Regions from separate parts of the Homo sapiens genome. Here region 1 is linked to region 2. A link is a contact called in ENCODE Hi-C data. All regions are on one chromosome and are shown on one strand. Each heading gives the region's core, a stretch centred on a gene start or an enhancer-like site at or near the end of the contact. The rest is flanking DNA. Distances are from core to core; before and after follow the strand shown. Region 1 holds the start of PPP4R1-AS1 (PPP4R1 antisense RNA 1). Region 2 holds the start of MPPE1 (metallophosphoesterase 1).

What was found. A loop is a pair of places that touch in the nucleus more often than their neighbours do. Pooled maps may share reads with other maps.
Region 1: a loop to region 2 is called in a pooled map, with 10 times the contacts of the local background. The contact joins the promoter of PPP4R1-AS1 here to the promoter of MPPE1 in region 2. A Hi-C loop is called at or near these places in 7 of 50 pooled maps.

The regions. Positions count from the first base shown.
Region 1 is chr18:9,610,506-9,616,056 of GRCh38, reverse strand. PPP4R1-AS1 (PPP4R1 antisense RNA 1) reads right to left here and starts at 1,250. Exons shown (of 3, transcript NR_110773.1): 1 at 1,043-1,250. It overlaps PPP4R1 (protein phosphatase 4 regulatory subunit 1), which reads left to right and starts at 1,498. Exons shown (of 20, transcript NM_001042388.3): 1 at 1,498-1,579; 2 at 1,787-1,831. The coding sequence starts at 1,573. RefSeq lists silencers at 802-1,311, 1,412-1,681, 1,782-2,031 and an enhancer at 2,302-2,381.
Region 2 is chr18:11,907,007-11,912,508 of GRCh38, reverse strand. It overlaps MPPE1 (metallophosphoesterase 1), which reads left to right and starts at 4,192. Exons shown (of 11, transcript NM_023075.6): 1 at 4,192-4,308. It overlaps LOC101927511 (a long non-coding RNA gene), which reads left to right. Exons shown (of 4, transcript XR_007066296.1): 4 at 1,647-1,960. RefSeq lists a silencer at 3,400-3,799.

The sequences.
Region 1 (5,551 bases), core at 1-2,500, 2.3 Mb after region 2:
GAGAAAGGCCTTTAGTTTTAATTATTTTATAGTTGAGAAAATTAGACACATACTCGGGGTTACGGGGTCTATTCTGATTTTTATTACTCCTAGAAATTTCATACAGATTATAATCTGTCTATCTTGTTAGTAATATCTGACTGAATTTTTTGGAATAGCTATGTGTAGAACCCATTTTATTACACAGATTTAGGAATCTCAGAGGATCTGATTCCTTAGTCTCTTAAATCTTCAGTGGCATTAAATGCCAACACATTGTCCTTGGTCAAGACTACAACGTAGAAAGGAACAAGCTAATTAACTACTTAGAATTCCCTCTCCTAAGAGACCACATCGCCAAAGTGGCACCATGACACAGCTTGGTGTTTTGTTGGTCACTTTAGGAGAACACCATTTTGGAGGCCTTGGGTGGAGCTGGAGATAGAGCCATGGAGGTAGAATCGTGTCGGAAAACCTGGGTTTAGCCCCATTTTGTACTTGGGCGTTTGAGCTAATCGCTTAAGTCACGTAAAACAACAAGACTAATAAAGTCTGGGATACAGACTTTAACACCTCAAGTGCTGCCAAAAGTATTTAGAAGACAAAGCGAATCATAGGCACCCTTCACCGAGCACCTCCTAGACATCAAGAACCATGCTAGGTTCCCTACATTCTTCATTTAATGCCAATAACCCCACGAGGCAGTTATCACCTTCATTCTACAAATGGGCCCCACTCCTACCAATTAACTGGCTGAATCAGGATCTGACCCCGGGCCTGCCAACGCTCCCGCTGGTGGATTGCCCGCCTTGTCAGCTCGAGTTGGCAGGACGTGGGAGTAAAAACCCGGCGCCCCAGCCTTCACCGTGCTGCACGAGGAAGCTGGCTAGGCAGGCATGACTTTGTCAGTCAACCATCCCGCAGCCGGGCCCTGGGCTTTGTTAGCAGCCACTTGGCGAGGGCCCCGGGCGGGTGGGGAGGCGGCGCTTCCTCCAAGAGGAGGTGGGACCCCGGCCCCGACGACCTCGGAGCCGCCCCCGGCCCCGGATCGCCGACGACGTACGTGCAGGCCTGGGGATGGGGCGCTGGCTGCGAGCGGCGCGCCCGCCGAGATGGCTGCGGCTGGCAGGGCGGTGGGCGAGGCCGGTGACCCAATAAAGCGGCCGGGCCGCGGGAGGCCCCGCCCGGCCGGGTTCCGGCACTCGCCGCAGGGTCCCGGCCGGCGGCAGGTTGCGCGCCCCCGTCCGCAGCGCTCGGCGTGAGGGCGGCTCGGGAGGAGGGTGTGAGCGCGCGTCGCCGGGCCGGGACCCGGCAAGCAGCGGGAAAGGCGGGAGGCGGGAGCGCCGGTCGCCCGGGAGCCGCGCGGAGGGGCAGGCGGGGCGGGGCGGGGCGCGGCCGGGGGCCCGGGCGGCCGGGAGCCGCGCCGCCCGCGGCAGGCCCGGGCCCTCGGCCCGCCCCGCGCGCGCGCCCCCGCCAGCCCGGCCCTCCTCCTCCCCGCCGCCCCTCCCGCGCGCGTCCACCGGCTCCCCGGCTCGCGCCGCTCCATGTAGCCCCGGCTCCCCGGGCGGCCGCGGAGGAGGGGGCGACCACAAGATGGCGGGTACGTGGCCCCCTGTTCTCCGGGCGGCGGCGGCTCCTCGAGCCCACCCGCCCTCCGCCGCAGCCCTGAGTGGCTGCCGGGCCGGGGCCGGCGTGGGGTCCCGGCGCGGGAAGGCGCCCCCGGGGCGGGGGGGAGGCGGGCGGGGGGGGGGCGTCGCGCCGGGCCCCGGGGCGCTGACCGGGCCTTTCTTCTCTCCCCTCGGCGCAGACCTCTCGCTGCTTCAGGAGGACCTGCAGGAGGACGCAGACGGATGTGAGTGGCCCGGCCTCGCGGTGGCCTGGCAGTCCGCGGGGAGCGGCCGGGGAGGGCGGGCGGCGGCGAGGCCTGGGCCGGGCCCTGGCTGGCTGAGGGGACGGTGGGCGAGGGCGGCCCCAGGCGGGCTGGGGTGGCGATCGGGGGGGAAAATCTCGCGTCCGTGAGGAAACGGCGCGCCCAGGTTCCGCTGGGGGAGGGAGACGCCCGGAGTAACGCCCAAGTTCGCTTTCCGCCCTTCGCTCTCTTCTCCCGGCGCCCCCGAATCGCCTGCGGGCTCAGCAGTGGCGCGGCTGTTTTGGAAGGAGAAGCGGTGGGGCAGGATTTGAAGTGGGGTTTGGGTGTGTTTCTGCCCCTGGTGTCCCCTTCCCCCGTCACTCTAGGAAGGAAGAGGCTCGCGCGGGAGGTGTGTTTCCTTAGAGTCGCTCTTCCAGGAGCGCCCGGGGGTCAGCCTGGGCCCCGGCTAGCCGTCTGGGCTCCCCGACCCGGTTTTGGATTGTTTGAGGATGACATACCTGTCATTTTACTTTGGCTGGTAGCAGTTTTCAGATGCTCCCGATTTGATTAGTGGATTACGAGAAGGTTAGAAGGTGTGGCCTCCGCAGGAATTACTAGGTTTGGAGAGCATATTTCTTTAATGCGGATGTTCAGAAATCACCCAGCCCTCCTTCAGTGTTAACAGTGCAGCTTTCCTTTGAGGTACTGAAGTTTTTAAAGAGTTGACGCTTTTATTTTTAAAAAGACAAAGTTTCTGACATTTCCTGATGGCGACGGAATTGATATTTAGAAAGGAATTTTTCGTCTTATATGTACTTTTCTAAGCCTCAGAAAATAATTTGGGTCACGATAGAAAAGACAAAAGAGTTAAGCAGGTTTGTATTGAAAGAAGTGACAAATTGCAGTTAACTTAAAATAGTTTCTATTCTTGCTAATCTTCCAAAATAGCGACCCATCAAAAAATCAATAGGTTTTGAGATGCATTTTAAAAATGCAGAGTGTGCAAAATATATAAGCGAAGATCATGGGATACATAAGGGACCAAGAAATTGTTCTGAGTTGAGATGATAACCATAGTAGGATTGTGGTCTGTTTAGTGGAAAGCCTACCGGATGCTGAGATTGACTGTCTAGTACCTGTATAAGTAATTTCAGAGATGGCTGCAGTTTGAAATTACTCTTTTAAATACTCTGTAGTTAATCCTTAGCATTGTCTAATGTGGTTCCCTTACTCAGAGTAAACTTAATTTTTAGATTCCTGGTTGTTTTGAGTAAAGTAAGGGGGATTTACTATTTAGATGGATTATCTGAAACGAGTAATTTATCTTTAAAGTAAATGAACCACATCCAAACTTTTGCTAAGTCTGTGTTTTTAGTGAGGTGGCTCAAAACAGCTCTCTTAAAGGGAGCAGTACTCATGTAGTGAAGGGCAGCTTTAACATTTTATTTAATGTTTACCTTAAGCCACTTATCTGCCTAATAGTAAGTTTGAGATATTATTTAAGGCATCTGTTGATTTCAGATCTCTTGCCAGGTTAGGATTGGAGAAATGGCCCTGATTATGTTACCTCGAGGAGGGCTTTTTATATTTATGTTCGACTTCGTAAATAGAAGATTCATTTATTCAGCAAGTATTTATGACTGGAGCAAAAACTTCTCACTCCTGAAGGATGAAATGCAGTCTCAGTTTCTTCCTTAGCCCCCAAGAAGCACAGTGTAGAGGGGAAGGCATACCTGTGAAAAATTCAACCATGAGTTTCAACACTCTGCCAGGTACTGGGGATGGAGCTTTGAGAAAGATGGGCACAACCCATGCCCTCTAGTGGTTTACAAGCAGTTTTGAATCTAGGTGTACAGTACAGTATTACAGTTACCACTGGAGCCAGGCTGCTCTGTTTGTCTTAGCAGTGTCTTTTTGGGCAGACTTGGGCAACTCACTTAACCTCCCTATGCCTCAGTTTTGTCATTTGTAAGTAGGCATAAGAAATATTACCTACTTCATAGAGTTGTTCAAGGCTGTACATGAGTTAGTGCCTCTGAAGCACTTGGAACAATTCCTGGTAAACAGCGATGATTATGATTATGTTTGCTGTTATGAGAAAAGAGCAAGGGAAGCTTAAAAGAAGAGCAGAGAAGGAAACACTGATGTTGAACCTTACAGAATGAAGGTACTTAAAGATGCTGCCAATGCTCGCAACTAAATTTTTTTTTTTTTTGAGATGGAGTTTCACTCTTGTTGCCCAGGCTGGAGTGCAAAATGGCGCGATCTCGGCTCACCGCAACCTCTGCCTCCCGGGTTCAAGTGATTCTCCTGCCTCAGCCTCCCAAGTAACTGGGATTACAGGCGTGTGCCACCACGCCTGGCTAATTTTGTACTTTTAGTAGAGACGGGGTTTCTCCATGTTGATCAGGCTGGTCTCGAACTCCCGACCTCAGGTGATCCACCTGCCTTGGCCTCCCAAAGTGCTGGGATTACAGGCGTGAGCCACTGCGCCCGGCTGCAACTAACTTTTTAAAGATTCTGTTTCCTGTGCATTTTAATTTAGGATAAAACAGACATTGAAGGCACAATAGTTATTTGCATATTCATAATTTGGTTGAAGGCTTTGTTAGAGTAATTGCTTATTTTTCTCAGTTACTAAAGTTTTTACAGGTGATACCTTTACCCAGAATATTCAGGAACAAAGGACTTTTGGACATATGGCCAGTTGAAGGACCACTTCCCATCTCTTGTGAAGGGAGAAAGAATGAGGGGGAACACTGGGCCATGGTGCCTCCTTAGAGAGCAAGATGGTTGGTAAAGGACTGAGACAGCTGTCACATCCTGGAGAAGCTGGAGAAGGTAGAGGACCCAAAGGTAGAGGAACGGAGCTTGGGCTGCCCTTATAACACGGTTGTTATCTCGTGAGCCTGAGTTTCTCTGTCTATGGTAAAACTCCAGAGTATGGAGCCCAACCTCCAGAGTAGTTGTAAACAAGTCCTACTACTTCAGCCAAGCTAGGTGTAAGTTGGCCCTTGGGATGGGAAGAAATTGTTTTCTGGTCAAGCTCTAGAATCTTGGTTGACCTTCCTAAATGCAGAACCTGGACTATGAGGGAAGAGACAGTAAGTTCTGTTGTGCAGATGATCTAGGAAAGGACCTAGCTGGAGTCTAGGACTTGAAAGAGGGGCATTGCCAGACATTGCTAAGAGTCTCAGGTCTTTCGATTTGATTTGTTTTAATCCCGTCTCTGTACAGAGGCACAGAGTCGGGGAAAAGGTTGGTCAAAGACTGACTTGACTGATAACCTTTGGAGGAAAAAAAATCCTAATGAGGGAAAAATGGATGGTATTTGTGTGTGTGTGTGTGTGTGTGTGTGTGTACACATAATTTCATTGAAGGAGTTTCATTAGAACTTAAACTTTTATCAAGTAACTTATAAAGGTAAGTAAATGAAATCATTATCAGGTACTCTTAAATTTAGGAGAATAGGCTGGGTGCAGTGGCTCATGCCTGTAATCCCAGCACTTTGGGAGGCCGAGGTGGGCGGATCACGAGGTCAGGAGATCGAGACCATCCTGGCCAACATGGTGAAATGTCTACTGAAATACAAAAAAAAATTAACTGGGCGTGGTGGCGTGCACCTGTAGTCGCAGCTGCTCAGGAGGCTGAGGCAGGGGAGTTGCTTGAACCCAGGAGGTAGAGGTTGCAGTGAGCCAAGATTGTGCTACTGCACTCCAGCCT
Region 2 (5,502 bases), core at 2,943-5,442:
GGCCAGGCTGGCCTCAAACTCCTGACCTCCAGTGATCTGCCCGCCTTGGCCTCCCAAAGTGCTAGGATTACAGGTGTGCACCACCGCGCCCGGACTGTTTTAGCAAATTTGACAAAATGTGGGTAATTTATCCATATAATAGAAAATGCCTAATATTCATTAATTGAAAATTAGAAATTACATTAAAATATTCGGTACTGTTTTTTAAACTATTCTACTTTTACATATTTGGGAAGATTATTTTCTTTAACGATTCTGTTTTATATATTTTATTAATTGTGTTATCTGTTTCCTGAAATTAATATATGCTAGAAGGAAAATTACCTTTATAAATGTCAGCATCTTAAAAGTCATGTCAATATGCAGATTTTGATAACAATCGGTATAGATAAACTAATTCTAAAGTTAGGAATGGGGCCAGGCGCGGTGGCTCAGACCTGTAATCCCAGCACTTTGGGAGGCCGAGGTGGGCGGATCACTTGAGGTTAGGAGTTCGAGACCAGCCTGGCCAACATGGCAAAACCCTGTCTCTATTAAAAATGCAAAAATTAGCTGGGTGCGGTGGCGGGTGCCTGTAATCCCGGCCACTCAGGAAGCTGAGGCAGGAGCATGGCTTGAACCCGGGAAGCAGAGGTTGCAGTGAGCCAAGATGAGCCACTGCACTCTAGTCTGGGTGACAAAGTAAGACTCTGTCTCAAAAATAAATAAATAAATAAAGTCAGGAATAGGTCATGCCATGCTTTATTATATCCGTGATGCTTTATTATATCTGTGACTTTGAAAATTAACATTATTTTACTAACCATACTCAACAATGCTTTTTAAAAAGGGATTTATGACATATAATTCTTTTGGAAATTAAAATGCATGGTATAATTCTATGGTTGGTCAGATTACACTTCAGGTGTAAATGAATTACCTTAAAAATGTATTTCTTAGGTTTATGTTTTATGGACTTAATAAATATTTTATTACAATTTTTTTTTTTTTTAGACAGAATCTCACTCCGTCACCCAGGCTGGAGTGCAGTGGCACGATCTCGGCTCACTGCAACCTCCACCTCCTGGGTTCAAGTGATTCTCCTGCCTCAGCCTCCCGAGTAGCCGGGAATACAGACGCATGCCACCGCTCCTGGCTAATTTCTGTATTTTTAGTAGAGCCGTGGTTTCACCATATTGGCCAGGCTGATCTCGAACTCCTGACATTGTGATCTGCCCTCCTTGGCCTCCCAAAGTGCTGGGATTACAGGCGTAAGCCACCGCACCCAGCAGAAAAAAATCTTAAACTTACAAAAACATAGAGAGAAATATAGCAAATGCTTGTATTAGTTTTCTATGGCTGCTGTAACAAATTACTACCACTTTGGTGACCTAAAACAACCCAAATTTACTACCGTACAAGTCCTGTAGGTCAGGAGCCCACACGGGGCTCACTGGGCTAAAACTCAGGTGATGGCAGGACACCTGAGCATCTGCAGGATCATTCATTCCTTGCCTTTTCCACCTTGAGAGGCCACCTGTGGCATTCCTGGGCTTGTGGCCCCTTCCTCCATCTCCGGAGTCAGCACCAGCGGCCACATCCTTGTCAGGTTGAATCTCTCTGAACTTCCTTCCAGTGTTACGTCTCTTTCCAATTCTCATTTGCAGGTAAAGGTTCTCGGAAGGACCCAATGAGACTGGGCTCACTGGGATAATCCAGGATCATCTCCCATCTCAAGGTTCTTCATCGCATACTTGCAAAGCCCCTTTTGCCATGTCAGGTAACTTGTTCACAGGTTTGAAGATTAGAATGTGGGCATGTTTGGGGGGCATAATTAGGCCTAGCACAATGCCCATGTACCCATCTCCTTGCTTAAACATTAAACACTTTGCCAATATTGTTTCTCCTATCTCTCACTTTGTTCTCTAAAAAACTCCAGGAATTTGTTATTAAATTTTATTAAAGCAAATCCCAGAAATAATATAATTTGCCTGTAAATATGTTAATATGTTTCTCTGAGGCCTTTAAAAATCATAGCCACTATGGTATTATCGTAATAAAATTACCTGAAGTTATTTAATGTCACCTAACATTCAGTCCATGTTTAAGTTTCCCAATTTTTTTTTTTTTTTTTGAGATGGAGTCTCACTCTGTCGCCCAGGCTGGAGTGCAGTGGCGTGATCTGGGCTCACTGCAAGCTCTGCCTCCCGGGTTCACACCATTCTCCTGCCTCAACCTCCCGAGTAGCTGGGACTACAGGCACCTGCCACTACACCCGGCTAATTTTTTTTTTTTTTTTTTTTTTTTTAGTAGAGACGGGGTTTCACCGTGTTAGCCAGGATGGTCTTGATCTCCTGACCTCCTGATCTGCCCGCCTCGGCCTCCCAAAGTGCTGGCATTACAGGCAAGAACCACCGCGCCTGGCCGCCAATGTTTTTAAAAATGCCATTTATTTATGTAAAAGTTTGTTTGTCTTAATCATGACCCAAACAAGGTCCACAAATTGCATTTGGCTAATGTGTCTCTCAAGGTCCCCCCACCCTCTTTTTTTTAAAGACATGGGGGGTCTAGCTGTGTTGCCCAGCCTGGAGTGCAGTGGCTATTCACAGCTGTGATCATAGCTCACTACAGCCTTGAACTCTGGCCTTAAGCAATCCTCCCACTTCAGCCTCTGAACATTTATTTTTGAAAAAAGAAATTGGGTCATTTGGTTTGTAGAATTTCCCACATTCTGGATTTGGCAGATTACTTCCTGGTGGTGTAATCTAATGGGTTCATTTGGCCCCTGTATTTCCTTTAGCCTGTGATTAGTGTTATAAGCTTAACTGGTTCTAGTTTCCCTTTCTTTGTTAGTCAGAGAGAATACTTTAGAGGTGAGGCTGCAAACAATCCACGGTGCCATATTAGTGTGTTTATGGAATCAGGCTGTCCCAGTTTCGATTATGTCAAAGTTGTTCACCTGATCATATCTGAAGATATTACAATATTCTTAATAATAATAACCATTTACCGCATACTTATTGTATACCAGGCATTTTGCTGGCTGTGTCCTATATAATTCCTCAAACCACATCTCCGTGTATTAACCACACTCATAGATTTGTGAAAATGTACCAGAATTGACTGGTTGGAAGGCTCTATGTGGATTATTACTCTGAGCATGTTTACTTCTTGAAATATGAAATAATGGCTCCTGCTTTTAATATACAGGCTTATTTTGAGGATTTTTTGAACGGATGTGAGAGCACTTAGAAAACTGGAACGCGCCGCGCTACACCATTAAAATTAGTAACATCAGTGAGAAAAAAGCAAGTGCATAATAAATATTATAGTTATCCTGATTGTCTCCTTTATTCATCACACACTTCCTAAGCACATCTCTGGAGGGCACTTTCCAAGGCTCCGGGGGAGGAGAGGAAAGAGGCGCAGCCAGGCCTGGTGGGTCCCGGAGGGGCAGCGCGGCGCGGGAGGGGAACGGGGAGGCACGGCCTGGCTGCCACCGCGCGCGGAACCCGGGAGCGGCTCCGGGGCTGTCAGCTGCCCGCCTGGCTCCTCCAAGGCCTGGAGCTCGGACGCGGGCTCTGGGGGCTTCTGGGGCGCGGAAGCGGGCTCGCGGGGAGCAGTGGCCGCCCCCGGCCGCCGCGGTGGCTGTGCTCAGAAGCCGGCCCTGGCGTCAGGAGGCCGGGCGCGCGGCGCGGGGCGCGAGTTCCCCTGCCCGCCTGTGCGCCCCGCAACGGGCCTTTCCTGGGCCCTAACGACAGCTCGCCCGTGCTTCGCCCTCGCAGCTCTCCTGTGTCCCCAAAATGCCTTTCCCGCGTCCCCCGCCCTTCAGCGGTGACTGCCCAGGGGACTCTGTAACGCGACACTCAGACTGCCGAGCCTGCCAGGCACTTCGCGGAGGGCGCTAGGGGCCGGGACGCGGCCGCCGAGCGTAGGTTCCGGCCTTTACTCCGAGTTGCGCACGGAGCCCCAGCTGCGGTTGTCCGCTCTGGGGATCACAGGCCGCGGAGACCCGGGAGCCACCCGCCGGGCCCCTTCAGACGACCCGCTTCCGCAAACCGGCCGTGGGACTCCGGCGCCGGGCGGACGAAGCGGCTCCGGGAAGACTCGGTCTTCCCCGCCCGCCTGAGGTCGCCGGGGCGGGGCTTCAGTGACAGGCCCGCGCGCTACCGCGGAAACAGGAAGTTGGCTGGGTGCGCGCCGGCTCCGGCTGCAGTTCCCGGGTCCCTCGGCCACCGAAGCCACCCTGCCCTGGTGAAAGGGCTCCCGCACCGCCCGGTGCTCCCCATCTGCCTGGCGTTGTGCGCAGAGCTGGAAAGCATGGCTGTTGTATGTATTCTTGCGCCCGTGTGACAACATTTAAACTTCTAAAAACGGAACCTCCTTCCGTGTTAGGATTGCAAGTTAACCTAGGAAAAACAGCATTCTGCAAATTATTTGCTGGAAAATCTCGGTGACTTAAGGCCCATGTATTACTTTGCAGGGGTCTCTCACTCTAGTTTGCTGGTGTAGATTTTTTAAAAAATCCATCTTATCAAAAAATACCGTTTAAGGTGGAAAATTTCAAATGCAAGTCGCAGTTGATGAGATTGCAATTAATATATTTAAGATAGTGAATTAGAGAAAAACTACAGGTCAGTGCATATTAAGTATTTTTTTCATATTTTGGGGGGATTAGATTTTTAACGATAACTTTGAAGTTAAAAATTAAAAGATAGGCTGGGTGCCGTTGCTTAGGCCTGTAATTCCAGCACTCTGGGACGCTGAAGTGGGAGGATGGCTTGATCCCAGAGATGCGAGACCAGCCTGGGCAACATAGCAAGTCCCCCGCCCCCACCATAACAACAAAAGTACCAAAAAAAAAAAAAAAAAAAGCCAGGTGTAGTGGCACGCACCTGAAGTCCCTGCTACTCGAGAAGTTGTGGGGGAAAGGATCGCTTCAGCGCAGGAGTTTGGGGCTGCAGCGAGCTGTGACGCAGCCTGCGGTTGACAAAAAGTCAAAACTCTATAAAATATTTGAAGGGATTAATTCTGAGCCAAATATGAGTGACCATGGCTGGTGACACAGCCATTTGGAGACCCTGAGAACGCGTACGCAAGGTGGTCGGGGCCCAGTGTGGTTTTATGCATTTTAGGGGAGCCATGAGTCATCAGTCAAATACATGTAAGATTAAGATGTACATTGGTTCGGTCCATAAAGGTATGACAGCTGAGGAGGTGGGTGGGTCGGGGGTTTCCGGGTTATAGGTAGATTGAAAATTTTCTGATTGGCATTTGGTTGAAAGATTTATTATCAATGGAAAGGAATGTTTGGGTTACAATAAGAGGCTGTGGAGACTGAAGTTTTATCATGCAGATGAAGCCTCCAGGTAAGTTAAGTGTCCAGCATGTTAAATGCTGGTCTGCTTTTCCTGAATTCTAAAAGGGAGGAGGATGAAATGTGTCAAGTTCCACCCCCACTTCCCATCATGGCCTAAACAAGTTTTGCTTAAAACAACCTAAAACAAGGTTAACTCTGGAATG